3 separate regions of the Homo sapiens genome follow, and regions 1 and 2 are each linked to region 3. Evidence: read pairs that join two places in POLR2A ChIA-PET (ENCODE). Cell type or tissue: GM12878. All regions are shown on one strand. Region 1 overlaps CYTH1 (cytohesin 1). Region 2 overlaps CYTH1 (cytohesin 1). Region 3 holds the start of C17orf99 (chromosome 17 open reading frame 99).

Region 1 (5,000 bases), 620 kb before region 3:
CTGGGATGGCACTGGATTGGCCAGGGGAGAGTTTGTAGAGGAGCTGGCCCTTGGGCTGGATTGTGAAAGATGAGTTAGTGCCAAGTAGGAGAACATTGCAAAGAAGTATATATCAAAGCAAAGAGAATGAGAGGACAGGAGGTGTGAAGCAGTTTCGCCACTTGGGGAGCTACAAATGGTTCTTTGTGCCTGGAGAGTAGGCTGTGAGCAGAGGGAGGAGGCCAGAGGCAGGGTTAGAGAAATGGGGGACAGTTATGGGGGGCTTCAGTATGTGTTGTTACACAGGACTTATTCTGTGGGACACGGAGCTATGAGAGGGTTTAAACCAGGGATATTTTATGCTGATTATTTTGCTTTTTTTTTTTTTGAGACATAGTCTTGCTCTGTTGCCTAGGCTGGAGTGCAGTGGCGTGATGTCAGCTCACTGCAACTTCTGCCTCCTGGGTTCAAGTGATTCTCGTGCCTCAGCCTCCTGAGTAGCTGTGATTACAGGCATGTGCCACCACACCTGGCTAGTTTTTGTATTTTTAGTAGAGACTGGGTTTTGCCATGTTGGCCAGGCTGGTCTTGATCTCCTGGCCTCAAGTGATTTGCCAACCTCCATCTCCCAAGGTGCTGGTGTGAGGCACTGCGCCCGTTCTTTTTTTTATTTTTATTTTTTATTTTTGCCAAGAGGGGGAAGGGAGAGAGAAAGGAAGCAGGTGGAGGCAAGGAGAGGGAGAAGCAGAGCATTCTGTTGCATTTTAGAAAGATTCTTCTGACTTAGTGTGGCTCAGATTGGCAGTGGAGAGACCCTTAAGGAATTTTTGGAGATAGGTGAGCTAGGTGATGAGGGCTTGAATTCAGGCTGTGGGAGTAGGAGGTAGGAGAGAAAAAATACAGGACCAGTGAAGGACATGAAATTGATGGATTTGGTTGCCAGTGTTTGGGAGGGACATAGCATTGAAAGGAGATGAAAGAGACAGGGTGACGAAGGTGAGCACCAGGTTTCTGTCTTTGGATGACTGCTTGGAGAGTTTCCATACTGAGAATAGGACTTCGGTTTTGGACGTAATCTCTGGAGTTTTGTGGTACTTGTACAGTGTCCACTTTGAGAGACCCATTTAAATAGTTGAATTTGAACCTGCAACTCCAGAGATGATCAACGCAGGAGTGGGAGTGGAACCCAGGGAGTGGGTGATGCCACGGGCTGATTGAGGAGTCCAAGGATGTCGTCTTGGAATACCACCACTGAAGGGCTGGGTAGAGGAAGAGATCTGAAAGGGAAACTTTGAAGGCAAATGTATATAACTCTTCAGGTAACTAGATGGTAAATGGAAAGAGAGAGAGGGCAGGAGCTGGAAGTTGCAGAGTGGAGAGCTTTTTGTATTTTTCTGGGGGATATTAAGAGTATTTATAGACTCCTTTTTATACCTTTGGACAATGATTCCGAGCCAGTCTTGAATGAAAACATTCATATGTGATGTGTTGTAAACCTCCAGGACGATCGGTCTCACATTTCATTTTGTCTGTTCTGGCTTCTGTACACAGCAGCTGCAGACTATATGTGTTTTTGAAACCTGTTTAACTTCCTTTCTTTTGTGTTCTCTAATTCTCTGAAATATTATTTCCAACAGCCCTAAGATTGAAATTAAGAGAACGTTTGAATCTTAGCTGCATTCTGGCATTTTCAAGTGCTTCCTGCACATTTCCCCTTGGATATCCCATCATTGTCCAAGATTCAGCATGTCCGAGACTTGCTCCTGGCCCTTTCATTCTGGTGTTACCTCTAGACCTCTCTAATTTTTAAACTTTTATCACCATTCACTTATCACTGCAATCATTATGGCTTGAAAAAAACACTGGATTCTTTTTCTTGCCATTTAAATTGTTTCCCATCTATCCAACCATCCGTTTGTTCATCTATTCAACCATCCGTTTATTCATCTATTCAACCATCCATTTGTTCATCTATTCATCCATTTGTTCATCTATTCATCCGTTTGTTCAGACTTTTTAAATTCTTTGTGTCAGGGTATTTGCTTTATGCTCAGGCTGTGAAGAATTTTAAGATATAGGCCCTGCTTTCCAGAAGCTCACAGTGTAGGGCGGTTCACGTGGAAATTTGCTATGGTGGAAATACCAACAAATGCTATGGGAGCCTGGGGACTTTCAGCTTTCACTGTGTTCTGAGTGAGATGTACTTTAAAAAAAATGGTTTTAAAAAATTTAGACATGGGGATTCACTATGTTGATCAGGCTGGTCTTGAATTCCTGGCCTCAAGCAGTCTTCCCATCTCGGACTCCCAAAGTGCTGGGATTACAGGCGTGAGACACCATGCCCGGCTGAGACGTACTTTTGAGCAAACCCAACAGGCAGTTACCTACTGGGATGAAGTGAGATGGGAACATGCCAGAGTAGGTGTCACTGCTCTAGCTGTTCCCACACTAGCAGTTAACTGCTTGCTGCACATGAAGTTCATTGCTGAACATTTTTCGTAAGTTCTCATTGAACCCTCACAGTTACCCTGTGGGTGGCAACAAATACTGTACTGATTTTATAGGTGAGGAAATGGAGAAGTAGAGAGATTCTAAAGGGACATAGCTGCTGAGTGGTTGAGCTGGCACCACAAGCTAGATTTCTCAGGCTCCATGCACAGGCCATGCTTTGAATGGGCTTTTTCTATACTGGCTGCTCATTCACACCCCCCTCTTCATTTTTATGTCTTGTACTTTTACATACCTTATATGCTATTTATGTCTTTTCATTGTTTTTTCTTTTTCTCAGACCTCTCAGAGATGAATTTATGTACTTTCTAAACGTTCTTTCTTCTGGGAGTGGATACAGAGTTTTGTATCTTGATATAGTTTGGACAGAGTTTTGGTTAAACCTGTGTTGCTGGTTATTAAACACATTTACATTGAAAGAGCCATTGTTAATCTTAGGGTTGAAATTTGAGGAGTTTGTAGGATCATGCAGTAAAGGCAGTATCTTTTTCCTTAATCCCCCGGGTAGCATTTAGTTTAGGGGCTGCTGTTTCCTTCCAGGGACTCTGGTAAACTGGGTTTGATGTTGTGGCAACAAGAATTACTCAGCCTGGCCTTTGATGATTCCCTGGAGCCAGAACATGTTTTGTGGTTGGGCCACTAGAATTTATGAGAAATCCAGGTAACCAGGTAAAGGTTAACGAATCTTACTGAGCTTGTCTCTCAGCCATTTTCAGGGGTCTTTTCATGGCTTCTCTTAGCCTTTTTGCCCTTTATGACTAAATAAAAAGGCTGCTGAAAGAACTCATTTAACAGTGAGACAGGAGAACACTAGCAGAATAATGTTTCTTCCAGGGAGTTACAGAGCAGCTCCCAGAGTCTTCCTGCCCGAAGTCCTGACTTGGAAGCTTTGTCTCCTGCTAGAGGAGGGGCTGGCTTTTTTTTTTTTTTTTTTTTTTCTGTAGAGATGGGATCTCACTATGTTGCCCTGGCTGGTCTCAAACTCCTGGGCTCAGACGATCCTCCCACCCCCAAAGTGCTGGGATTACAGGTTTGAGCCACCGTGCACAGCCTAAGGCTGGTTTTTGACAGGGCCTCATTGGAATGTGAGTACTGTGGTAGGGTCACCAAGGATCTCAAGACAAGACCCTCTAGCTTTGCAGGTTCAAAAATAGACTTTAGGACTTGGATTTGTGCCACTTTATTCATGCTATTGCAGGATTTAAAAAAAATCAAGTTGTGATCATTTGCCTGCTCTCAGCTCAGCTGTGGACTCTGGTTCTTGGGGAGCACATCCAGGGAGCCCTGGAAACACCACTGTCTTGTGCTGTGGCACCTCTTGGTGTTTGTCTTCTGGGGGACCATCTGGGGGACCATCCTGACTAAACCTTCTGTTTAGTCAGGACAGCAAACTGACAATAAAATAGAGTCAGATACAGCTTTTGAGGGCTTGCCATTTGTTTTGCTTGGCATTGAAACCCTCTTGGACTTCTGAATAGCCCACTTCAGGCTTGTCTCCTCTACTCCACACTGGCTTTTACTGATTTATTGAAGACGGAGACTTCTTCAACTTGTTCTCTAACTTTGACAAAGACTTCTGCGATTTCTCTGTGTCCAGACTGCAGTGACAAAGCATGGAGGAAATTAAATTCTAAAAAGATTTTTAGAATTATAATTGAAATATTTATTTTATGGGTTTATGATATCCCAAAAGAAATAGGGATTCCAACCTAGACTTTGGGGTCTACCTTTAGAAGGAGCCCCGTTTTCTGGGTGTGTTCCATGGTCCACTGAGGAAGGCTTCTCTTTGAGTCTACTGATGCCTCAGGGAGGGCCTCCCGGTGATCCTGCTCCTGTTCCTTGGGACCCATCAGGGATACCCATGCCCCTCTGCTCATGCACTCAGCAAACTCCTTGCGGTGCTTGGTACACACCAGGCACGCTCCCCAGCTCGGGCCTTTCTCCAGCTATTCACTGTGCTAGGGATGCTTTTCCTCCAAATAACCTCATGCTCAGTTCCCGCACTCTCTCGACAAGACTTCCCCTGTTTGCTTGAGCAGCCAGTGCCCCCCTCCTCTCTGCTTGCCACCCTTACCCTGCTTGACTCCCAATAATGCTCATCCCCCGGGAACCTACTCATTATGTTTATTACGCATGGTCAGTCTTCTCCAGCTGAAGTGGAAACTCCACAAGGCAGGAATCTTCATCCCTTTTGTTACTCTCCCCTATCCCATGTGCATGCCAGAAACAGGGCCTGGCACATTGTAGGCTCTCAGAGCTTGTTGACTGAATCATTAAATCCATGCTCCCCCACTCCCTCTGCTTTTGATATAGAAACAAAGGTCACTGAAATTGCTCATGGAAACTTGGGAGTTGCAGTTAAAATAGATCCCTCTTACCTCGTGCATACATCTAATTTCATTCTTCCATTATTTTGGGGTTTATATATAAGCCTGGTTCTTGCTGAAACTGCTTATGTTGATAACCAGTTAGTGAGTTCCTCACTGTTGACTTGCTGGGAAGTTTATAGAGAC
Region 2 (5,000 bases), 590 kb before region 3:
TTAGAGTGGAGACGCCACGAGGGCAGGCATTTTGTCTCTTTAGTCCTCTGATGTCTCACTAGTGGCTGGCACTTAATGTGCTCAGTGAATGTTGAACGAAACAGATAAGACAAAAGATACAACTATCTTTGTAAAAACTTTTTAAAAACAAGTGACTGGTTATGACAAAATATTTGTAACATTTCATACAAAGGATTTGTAATCTACAAATCATTTAAAAAATGATAAGCAATAGAAAGGTGGGCAAAGGCTTTGAAAAAGCAATTCATGAAAGAGGAAATACCTCAAACTTACGAAAAGATAATCAGCATCATCAGTAATCAGGTCAGTGCAAATGACCAACAACAACGAGAAACCGTTTCCCACTGTCTGACTGGCAGAAGTTAAGTTTGGTCCCATCAGGGACGTGGCAAGCACTTTGGCAGCATCTGTGAAAGCTTTAAGTACTCAGGCCTCATGACCAGCTTTTCTGCCTTTGGGTGTCTATTCCAGAGAAACGCTATACCATTTGACAGTAGGGAGAAAATAGAAGTGACCTGCCCTCTTACAAGTTGGGATCACTGGCTGTGAATCAGACCTGATACCAGAAGATAGAAATGCTGTTTGGGAATCATTAAACATAGGTTTTGAAATGGTGCAGGCTGGGACTTACAACTGTGATTTTGACATACTAAACCAAAAGGTGACACGTTGGGTTTATATTAATTGCCTCTACAAAACAAAGTGTTTTTTTTTTTTAAATATATGCATATGTATTTATTCAACTGTTATTAGGCAAGAAAGAAGAGAATGTGATGAAGTCTTTGCCCTGGAGTCATGTCAGCACCTTCAGAGTCTGACTGGAGACAGCGCCCCGTTGTCTTGCTGTAGATGTGTGTGTTCCCAGCTCCCCAGTGAGACTTGGCCAAAGTCTAGCACTTCCTGCAAAGCTGCTGCAGGTGTTTGCATTTACAATGAAGACTAATAGGAGAGGGGTTTGGGAGTCCAGCAGAGAGCAGGGTGCGGAGGATGGGCTCTGCAGCCAGGTCTCGTGCTTTGGCAAGCCATGCAACGTCTCTGGGTGCTAGCATCCTCATCTGTGATCTGGGGATGGCGAGGACACTCACCCCATGGGATGTTTTCAGGATTAGATGAGTTAGGTCACATCAAGCTAGGCACAGAGTAAGCATGCAATAAATGTTATCTATTACGATGATGAGGTGGGAAGCTATGTCTGGATCCAGCAGTTCTACTTGTGAGAATTTTTTTCTATGGAGATAATTAAAGAGATGTGCCGAAACGTGTGCACACGTGTATTGAGATACGTAGAAGAATTGGAAATCACTTAGAAGTCTTACAATATGGGACTGGTTAAATATTATGTCTAGACTGAGAAGAATAATAAATGTGATAGATGTCCATTTACAGTCATGAAAAAATGTTATAAGTAAAAATAAGTAGCTATAAAACGACATATAAAATATCGTGTGTGTGTGTGTGTGTGTGTGTGTATCTATAGAAGAGAGAGAGAATATATATAATACTTATAACAAAAGTCTGGAAAATGTCTACCAAAATGTCACCAATGGCTATCTCTTGGTGATAGGATTAAGGTGTTTTTTTTCCTTGTTACTATTTTCTAATCTTCAACAATGAATATGTGTCATGAACATGATAGGACTGTGCAGGCAAGAATCTTTGGGTGCAGCATATTAGAAATCATAATGGAGATGAAACTGAACTTAGATTGGGAGTTTGGCCCTTGGATTTTTTTTTTTTTTTTGCCTCTAATATCTGCTTTCTGCTTTTAGCCTGTGACCTCATAACATGCTGTAATGATTACGATCTCTTAGTCATGCTCTTGGGAAATGGGCTATTATCTCATTGTGAGGGGACCAGGGATTTTAATGATTCCATTTTAAGAAAATGTAGTCGGCTTTCCATGGGCTCCCCATCCATGGATTTAACCTATTGTGGATGGAAAATATTTGGAAAATAAAAAAAGGTCACACCTGTACTGAATACATACAGACTTTTTTCTTTTCATTTTCTTTAAACAATATAGCATAACAGCTGTTTACATAGCAGTTACATTGTATTTGGTATTAGAAGTAATCTAGAGATGATTTAAAGTATATGAGTGGATTTGTGTAGCTTATGTGCAAATAATTAAGGACTCAAGCATCCGTGGGTTTTGGTGTCCATCGGAGTTCCTGGCACCAGTCCCCCTTGGATACCAAGGGACAACTGTACTTGAAAGTGAAGAGAAAAACAGCAGTGAGTCCTGGCTATGACTTTGGTTGAGTTTGAGAAAAGACTAGAAGTGTGGCTACTAAACTAGTTTGACTCCAGTGTAAGATTGCTTTCAGGGAAGCAGATGGTTAACACACTCGGAAGGTGCTTGAGCTCGACTTCAGGAACTGGGTGGTGGCACTGACTGGGAGTGCCGCTTCTTTGGAGGCTGGAGGTTGATTGGCCCAGGCGTGCAGCCAGCCATTGCCTGTCTGTTCAGGAAGCAGCTCTGAGCTGCCCTAGTGGCTGGACAGCTTCACAGGTATCCCCGGCCCCTCCCAGTCAGACCCCACAGGAAAACTTGGCTCCCAGTAAGTTACCGCTCTCCTGGAAGCACAGAACGGACTTTTCGTGTCCCGCTGTAAGGAAACAAGATGGTCCTTAAAACCGAAGAGGAGGACGGTGAGTCAAAGCCGCAGCCCCCGGCCGGGACTGATGCGGCTTGGGGTATATGGAGTGGAGTTTTAGGTATCTCTTTTCATTAGTATGTGAAATCCTGTGAGGATAGTTTACTGAGCCTTTTGGGGAGGAGTTAAGGACCAACCTAGACTCTGGTTTTTATCTTACTGTTTTCAGGAGAAAGACTGCATAGTCTCTTAGTGGTTAGGAAGCTGAGGCTCTCTCGGGTGTGTGTGTGTGTATGTGTGTGTGTGTCAGAGAGTGAGAGAGAGGAGAGAGAGAGAAAGAGCGAGAAGAGAGAGAGATATTAAGGTAACTCAGTGTTTTTAAACCAAAGAAGTTCTCCTCCAATCTTTGCTTTCGTTAGAGTTCCGCCTTGGGTGTTTCTTGGTAGATTCCACTTCATACTTGGTGATTGTGTCTACTTCCTGTATCAAAATAACAGTTGGTCAGAACTTCTGGGAATTCCACAAATATCCAGAAAGAATCTGATACTAAAAAGTAAAGACATTAGAGATCGGATTGAAAGAACCAGTGAGATTTGGGATAAATAGTACTTGTTTTGTTAAATAAAATGTGTCTAAGGGAAAAGACGATGTGGTCTTCTCCCTTTGGTTGTTAGGTGAGGACTGTTTGAAGCCTGGGAGGGCAGGGTCTGTAGAACTTCCTTTATCTGCTCCACACCTGTACTGTAAACAGTGGAGCTATGAGTAATGGGATGACAAGCTGTGCCTTCTAAATCCCAAGAGATTCTGCTGAAGAGCTGTGTCTTAAAGCCCTGGGTCAACACAGGAGTTGTGTTTGTGGATGTGTGTGTGTTTTATTGTATTTTATTGTGGCACCTTATCAGATGGTGGTGTTGTAATGCTGCAAGACAAAATAGTAAAATGCGTACTGGGTTGTAGCTGGTAATGTGTGATATTTTTAAGTTTGGAATAAATATCTGGCTATGTTTCAAGTGGATTTTGTGAAAGTTGTAATAAAACTTGGGTGTCCTCTTTAGGCTTTTCCCACTCTGGTTCACTATAAAGCACATTTGAAAGCCCCACCTCTAAGTGCAAATGATCCTGGACAGTGTCCACGGGCGACACTGAAAGCTGCAGCACGCGTGGGGGACGCTGGGAGGGAAGCATGCACAGGTGTCCATAACGATACTTCTGTATCTGAAGAGGGGTCAGTAGTGAGGGGACGTGCCAGGCCAGGGCTGAACTGCCTGCTTGGTGCTTTTCTAACTGAAAGGTGAGTCCACACTAGCCAAGATCTAGTTCCAAAGGGAACACTTTTGAGAGTGGAAGAGGACACTAGTGACTATGCTGGGACAGCAGGAGTGAGCCGGGCCTGGCCATGGTCCCTCACGCTTACTTGCTTCTGGTCCTTCCGGGTGAGCCTAGCTTCAGACCCACCGGAGGTGCTGTGTAATAGTCACTTTTTATCCTGGAGGCTTCAAAAGTCAACATGAACTACCCTAATCAACAGTGGGAGTGATGGGGGTGGGGCATGAGGTTAGGGGCCGGGAGCTTAGAGGTAGAATTACTGAACAGCTTTGCTTTGACCAAGTAACCTTAAAGAACTGGTGCTTCTTCGCTTCCCTTACCCCCTCCCATGGTATTTCCTTGTGTTGTCACCTGGGACTGAAGGCAGTGTTGCCCTTTAAACCACTGCTAAAATAGATGCCCTTAGACATTGCCGTGAGAGACAGAGTGGCATTTAGGTAGGTGTAAAAGGAGGGGGACAAATGGAGTTTCCTCTGGCAGGTCCCTGAGATCCCAGGGGAGGGCAGAAGTTAAGAGTCAGTTATGCTTTCCATAGAGCTGCTTTTAACTAGACTTACGCCCTAAAGAACACGCCTAAGAAAGGGTATGTGGGGGTTTTTGAAAATATTCTTTAAGGAAGTCAGACTCTTCTGCTGCATTAATCTCAAACCCACAATTTTTAGGTTAAAAATATTGCTTTCTGGCTGGGCGCGATGGCTCACACTGATAATCCCAGCACTTTGGGAGGCCCAGGCAGGCGGATCACCTGAGGTCAGGAGTTCCAGACCAACCTAGCCAACATGGTGAAACCCTGTCTCTACTAAAAATACAAAAATTAGCCGGGTGTGGTGGCAGGAGCCCGTAATCCCAGCTACTTGGAGGCTGAGGCAGGAGAATAGCTTGAACCCAGGAGGCTGAGGTTGCGTTGAGCCGAAATCGTACCACTGCACTCCAGCCTGGGTGACAGAGTGAGACTTTGTCTCTAAAAAAAAAAAAAAAAAAAAAAAAAGCTTTTTTTTACCTGGTACATTGGTACATTGGTACATACATTCGTCAGTTTTCATTCTGTATATGTGT
Region 3 (5,000 bases):
GGGAGGGAAGGATGGGGCAAGAAAGTGCAGGCAGAAAGATGGAGCAGGCAAAGATGAGGAAGCAGGCCAGGCTAGGGGCTGTCAGGGACCTTCCCCAGCGTCCCCTCCTCCCTGGTCCTGTACCCAGCTGGGTCCCAGACACTCTCCACTCCCCACCTGCCTCTATAAGGAAGGCAGCCTCGTGTATGTCAGGCCCCTGGGGGAGCCTTAACTTCACCATCCTCTCACGGCCCTCCTCCTGGTCAGAGAATCCCAACCTCCCAGGCCCCACCAGAATTCCCCAGCCCTCCACGGGGCCTCGCCCACCGGGCAGAGCTGTGAGGGTCTCAGGGGGGGCTTCTGCTCCCGATCAGGGACCTGGGGCAGAGTGATGAGGATGCACCTGCCCAGGGAATCTTCCCTCCAAACAGCCCAGCCAAAGGCTGGAAGCTGAGCAACTTCCCTGCCTGTGTGCCCCGGAGGTCCCCACACTGGCCTGCTTGGCCTGCCCATCTCCATCACTCCTAGGGCCCTGCAGGGTGAAGAGAGTGTTCCAGAACTGTCCAGCCATCCTCCAGCACACACCTCCCCACTAGTAACTCCCTTCCCAGCCGAGGCGCCCTCCACCATGGGGGTTCTGACACCAGGGTCCCAGCTGGGGGACTTCTCCCTGCAGCAGGCTATGCCACTTACCTTCCTCCCGTGCCTTGGAGAAGCTGCTGGCAGCTGTAAGAGAGGTAAGGGCGATAAGGAGAGGGCCTGGTGTGGAGGGGAGACCAGAGACAGCCTCGAGACCCACCTGCTGAAGCCAGGAGGGAGGAGCAGGCTGATTCTTGGTAGTGAGGCCCCAGGACTCAGCTGGCACCATCACTCACAAAAGCTCTTTTGCGCCCCTCCCCCCACAACATCGCCTCTCATCCGCCCATTTCGCAGATGGGTAAGTAGTGAGCCCAGAATGGTGCAGAAATCCCTGGACCACATATACAGCAAGTTTAGGGGCTGGTCCGAGACTCAAGCCCAGATCTTTCCCTCTCTGTCCATGTTTCCAGAGGTGCCCTTCCTTCAGGCCTCATCTCTCCTGTGCTCCCAGTACCCCCACCTGAGCCCAAGACCTCAAGGCCCCAGCAGCAGCCCCACCATCACGTCCCTGGTGGACTCACCCAGCACGGCCAAGCAGAACAGCCCAGGGAGCCCCATGCCTCGGTGGGTGTAGGGCCTCTGCTCGGGCAGTGAGAACCTCCTAGTTCCTGGCCTCCCCCACCCTGAGGCCCCTGGGATGCTCCCTGGGTGGGTGCCTGCAGTGGGGAGATAACCTGGAGGCCGCAGCACCCCAGGGCCTCAGCTACCAGGGCGGGGCCCAGAGAGCCCCGGCAGGCCCGGTACAGCAAACTCCCCCTCAATCCCCAGAGAAGTGGAAGGAGTTTGGACCTTGAAGCCAGACCAGGGCTTAGACTCAGCAGTCACCTCTGAGCCGCAGGATCCCGGGCTCACGTGGTGGGCAGAAGGTGTCCATGCTCCGCGGGGCACAGTGGCTCACACCTGTAATCCCAGCACTTTGGGAGGCCTGGATGGGCGGATCACCTGAGGTCAGGAGTTCGAGACCAGCCTGGCCAACATGGCGAAACTCCATCTCTACTAAAAATCAGCCGGGCGTGGTGGCGTGCGCCTGTAATCCCAGCTACTCGGGAGACTGAGGCAGGAGAATTGCTTGAACCCAGGAGGCGGAGGTTGCAGTGAGCCAAGATCACGCTACTGCACTCCAGCCTGGGCAACAGAGTGAGATTCCATCTCAAAAAAAAAAAAAAAAAAAAAGATGTCCACGCTGTAACTTCTGGAGCCCGTGAGCACCATGCTACGCGGCAAGGGGAATGAAGGCTGTGAGTCTTCTCATTTTGAGAGGAGGAGCCCGTCCTACATGACCCAGGTGACCCTCATGTAATCACTGGGGCCTTTCCAAGCAGCTGGGGACCTGCTGGGCTGAGAAAAGGCAGCCCCACCCATGATGGTTCACAGCCGGGAGGCCAAGGCTGCACCCAGCCCCAGAATGAAACCCCAGACCGACGAGGCCCCTGGTCCTGGAGTGTGATGGGTCCTGGAGTCCTGGGTCCCGGAGCGTGGTGTGCCCAAGCACCGCCCTTCAGAAGTCCCTCAGGCCCCACTGAGGGTGGTGGGAGGTCACATGGATGGTCATTCCCCAGGGAACTGGCCCCAGTGCTGGCCTTGGCCAGCAGCAGACCCAGCTGCATCGCAGGCAGTGTGTGTGCAGAGTTCAGCCACAGAGCCTCCTGCACATGCAGGGAGGGTGGGGGTGAGCAGGGCCTCCCAGAGCCCCGAGGCCAGGGCTGGGGCCAGGCATTCCCCGGAACACAGAGAGATGTAAGGGCGCAAGGGATTGAGGCTGGGGCCCTGCCAGCTCCGCTGTGGGCCACTGCACCCGGCTTTGTGCCCAAGCTCAGCCTGGGGCTGCTGGACCAGCCTGTCACTTTCTGGCCCGGCTCAGTTTCCCACACTTTGTGTGGGGAATGCCTTTTCTGGCTGCCTCCTTCAGGAATATGTCCCCTGCCACCAGGTGACCATTGCCTCCTGTGGGAGCTGCTGCCACCTGTGGCTCCTGACCGGTCAATCACACTCTCTGCCCCTGGGCACCGTCCAGGAGTGAACACCTGACCAAGGGAGGCCACTCACAGCCCCGGCCCAGCTCTCCTCTCAGCCTTTCCCAGGCACTTGCTGCACCGGAGGCCTGGGTGTGTTGGGAAGCTGGTCTGAGGGAGTGGCCCTGCTGACCAGGGAGTGGCCAGAAGGATGGTGGGGAGGCAGGTGCAGGTGTCCTGGAGGTCACTGCAGACTGGCTCTGTTGACCCCTCGGTGGCCCCCTCTCCCAGCTGGCATGAGTCCGTTTCTGCACCTTGCTACCCATGGTCCCGGGGATGGAGGCTGCCTCCTGTGCACCCACCGGCCTCTCTGTTTTCGGTTTCTCCCAGCTGGGGAGCAAGAGCATTTTCTCTTAGTTTCTTAGTAAAACTCCCTTCCCTTCCCAAAGTCTGTTCTCACTTCTGCTGAAGGCGGGTGGGGAAGGGAACTGAAGACTGAAGGGAGCCAGAGGTCACTGGGGAGCTGGCTGGCTGCCCAGGCCCTGGGCTGCTGGCAGCCTCTTGCCTGGAGGCCAGGGAAACTCACTCTTTTTCTCCACGTGGTGGTGTTCAGGGGAACCTTGAGTTAAGGCAGCTCATGAGGAGCTCTTCCTCTTCCCAGTCTGTGGGGAAGCTGGGGTCAGAGAGCGAAGGCAGACTCATGGGCCATTTTCCCCAGGCCTTGGGGGACCCAAACATCTCTCCTGCACCCCTCCGCCCCCAGGAATCACTTGTGCACCGGTCTGGCTGACCAGTTCTCTGGGCTGCGCTGCCCCTCTGTCCAGACTGCAGAGTAAGCCAGGACACAGCAGCCACGCCTCCAAGGTCACCCCCAGGTCACCCTGTGTGGAGTTTGGGGGCCCCCAAAAGCTCTCTAGCCACCCGCTTCAGGCTGATGTTCTGTGATTTTTGCTCGCAGAGGCCACTGTCCTCTGTAACAAATGCTCTTCCCAGCGTCTCCGCGTTTCCTCCCCCATACTGTGTCCCCAGAAAGGTCCTGCGGGTGGGACTCTGCTCTGGGCTGCCCTGGCCAGGATAGCGGGGTTGCAGGGGCACAGAAAGACAGGGCAGTCTCTCAGGGCTGGGCAGGGGAGGGCCCAGGAGTCCCCAAGGCTGGGGGTGGCTGGGACACCCCACCTAGGTGGGCTCTCCCACCTGGTGAGACCTTTACTGCATCTATTGCAATAAGCCCCAGAGAGTCCCTCCCTGCCCGGCAGGACTTCTAAGCTCCTGGCAGAGCCCCTTGTTAGGTCATGGCCCCCAGCTCCGTCATCTACAGAAAGTCATCCTAGCCCACGGCACCCGCTGCCAGAGCACCGGTTCCGTCTTCGCACTGGCCCCGTGTGCCCTGCATCCCAGTCTAGAGGCCTCAGATTTCCAGCTTCCCAGCCTCCACCGTGGCCCCTTTACCACATCTTTGCTCAGGCCCCCTCTCTGCCCTCAGCTCCTGTCCAAAGCCTCCCTTTCTCCAAGGTCCTGCCTGTCACTGGCTCCAAGAGCCCTCCTGTGGGAAGAAGCCCATCGCTCGAGGCCCCCTGGGCTGTCTTCCTGGGTGGTCCTGATCACAGGGGGCCCCAGGTCCACTCCCCATCATCTCCCATTTGGCTCCTTCAGGCCAGTGACCACATTGTAATAGGAGCCGCCACTGCACTTCTAGGTCCCCATGGGGACACTTCAAAAGTCACTGTATGGGCCGAGTTTGGTGGATTACACATGTAATCTCAGCACCTTGGGGGGACGAGGCAGGTGGATCACCTGAGGTCAGGAGTTAGAGACCAGCCTGGCCAACATGGTGAAACCCCATCTCTACTAAAAATACAAAAAATTAGCCGGGTGTGGTGTCGGGCACCTGTAGTCCCAGCTACTCGGGAGGCTGAGGCAGGAGGATGGCTTGAACCTGTGAGGCAGAGGTTGCAGTGAGCCAAGATCTTGCCACTGCACTCCAGCCTGGGCAACAGAAAGAGACTCTGTCCCCACCCCCCAAAAAAAAAAAAAACACACACACAAAAAGTCATTGCTCATTTAATCTTGGAGGCCACTTGGAGGAGCATGGCGTCTTTGTCTCGCCCTGGGTGAGCACACCGAGGCCCAGAGTTTGATGATTCCTTCAAGGTCTCAAAGCTTGCCTTCTTCACAGCGCTTGGTGATGCACGTGGTTGTTTCTCAGTATGGTTTGCCAAAGGGATGCTCTGATTCAGGAGGCTGAGGTGGGGCCTGGGAATGTTCATTTCTAACCTTTTCCCAGGTGATGCTGAGGCCACTGGTCCAGGGGCCACCTTTGGCCCTAAGCCGCTAATTAACAACATGAGTCACTTTCATCTGGTCCAGGCTTGTCGCCCCCTCGATGGAACACAGAGCTCCCTCTTTCCCTCTTGGCCTCATCACCAGCCC

What was found. Peaks named below come from ENCODE experiments on the same cell type or tissue, not always from the same donor. Only the 100,000 strongest peaks of a DNase experiment are listed, where the experiment ranks them.
Region 1: POLR2A ChIA-PET joins it to region 3 with 5 read pairs; 3 of 35 experiments call an interaction of 5 or more read pairs at or near these places.
Region 2: POLR2A ChIA-PET joins it to region 3 with 5 read pairs; 1 of 35 experiments calls an interaction of 5 or more read pairs at or near these places.

Annotation. Positions count from the first base shown.
Region 1 is chr17:78,764,513-78,769,512 of GRCh38, reverse strand. All of the region lies in intron 1 of CYTH1 (cytohesin 1), which reads left to right. Among named protein-coding and RNA genes, the nearest start is that of CYTH1, 15 kb to the left of the region's middle. RefSeq lists an enhancer at 422-591. In GM12878, a CTCF peak has its summit at 166; no DNase peak of the experiment used is centred here; H3K4me3 peaks cover 1,612 bases; H3K27ac peaks cover 3,298 bases.
Region 2 is chr17:78,734,365-78,739,364 of GRCh38, reverse strand. All of the region lies in intron 1 of CYTH1 (cytohesin 1), which reads left to right. Among named protein-coding and RNA genes, the nearest start is that of CYTH1, 45 kb to the left of the region's middle. In GM12878, no CTCF peak of the experiment used is centred here; DNase peaks (open chromatin) are centred at 2,439 and 4,379; H3K4me3 peaks cover 3,733 bases; H3K27ac peaks cover 4,478 bases.
Region 3 is chr17:78,142,584-78,147,583 of GRCh38, reverse strand. TMC8 (transmembrane channel like 8) reads right to left here. Exons shown (of 16, transcript NM_152468.5): 16 at 4,616-5,000. C17orf99 (chromosome 17 open reading frame 99) reads right to left here and starts at 1,199. Exons shown (of 5, transcript NM_001163075.2): 1 at 1,140-1,199; 2 at 673-705. The coding sequence starts at 1,176. RefSeq lists enhancers at 1-176, 4,971-5,000 and silencers at 3,624-3,693, 4,962-5,000. In GM12878, no CTCF peak of the experiment used is centred here; a DNase peak (open chromatin) is centred at 3,053; H3K27ac peaks cover 4,081 bases.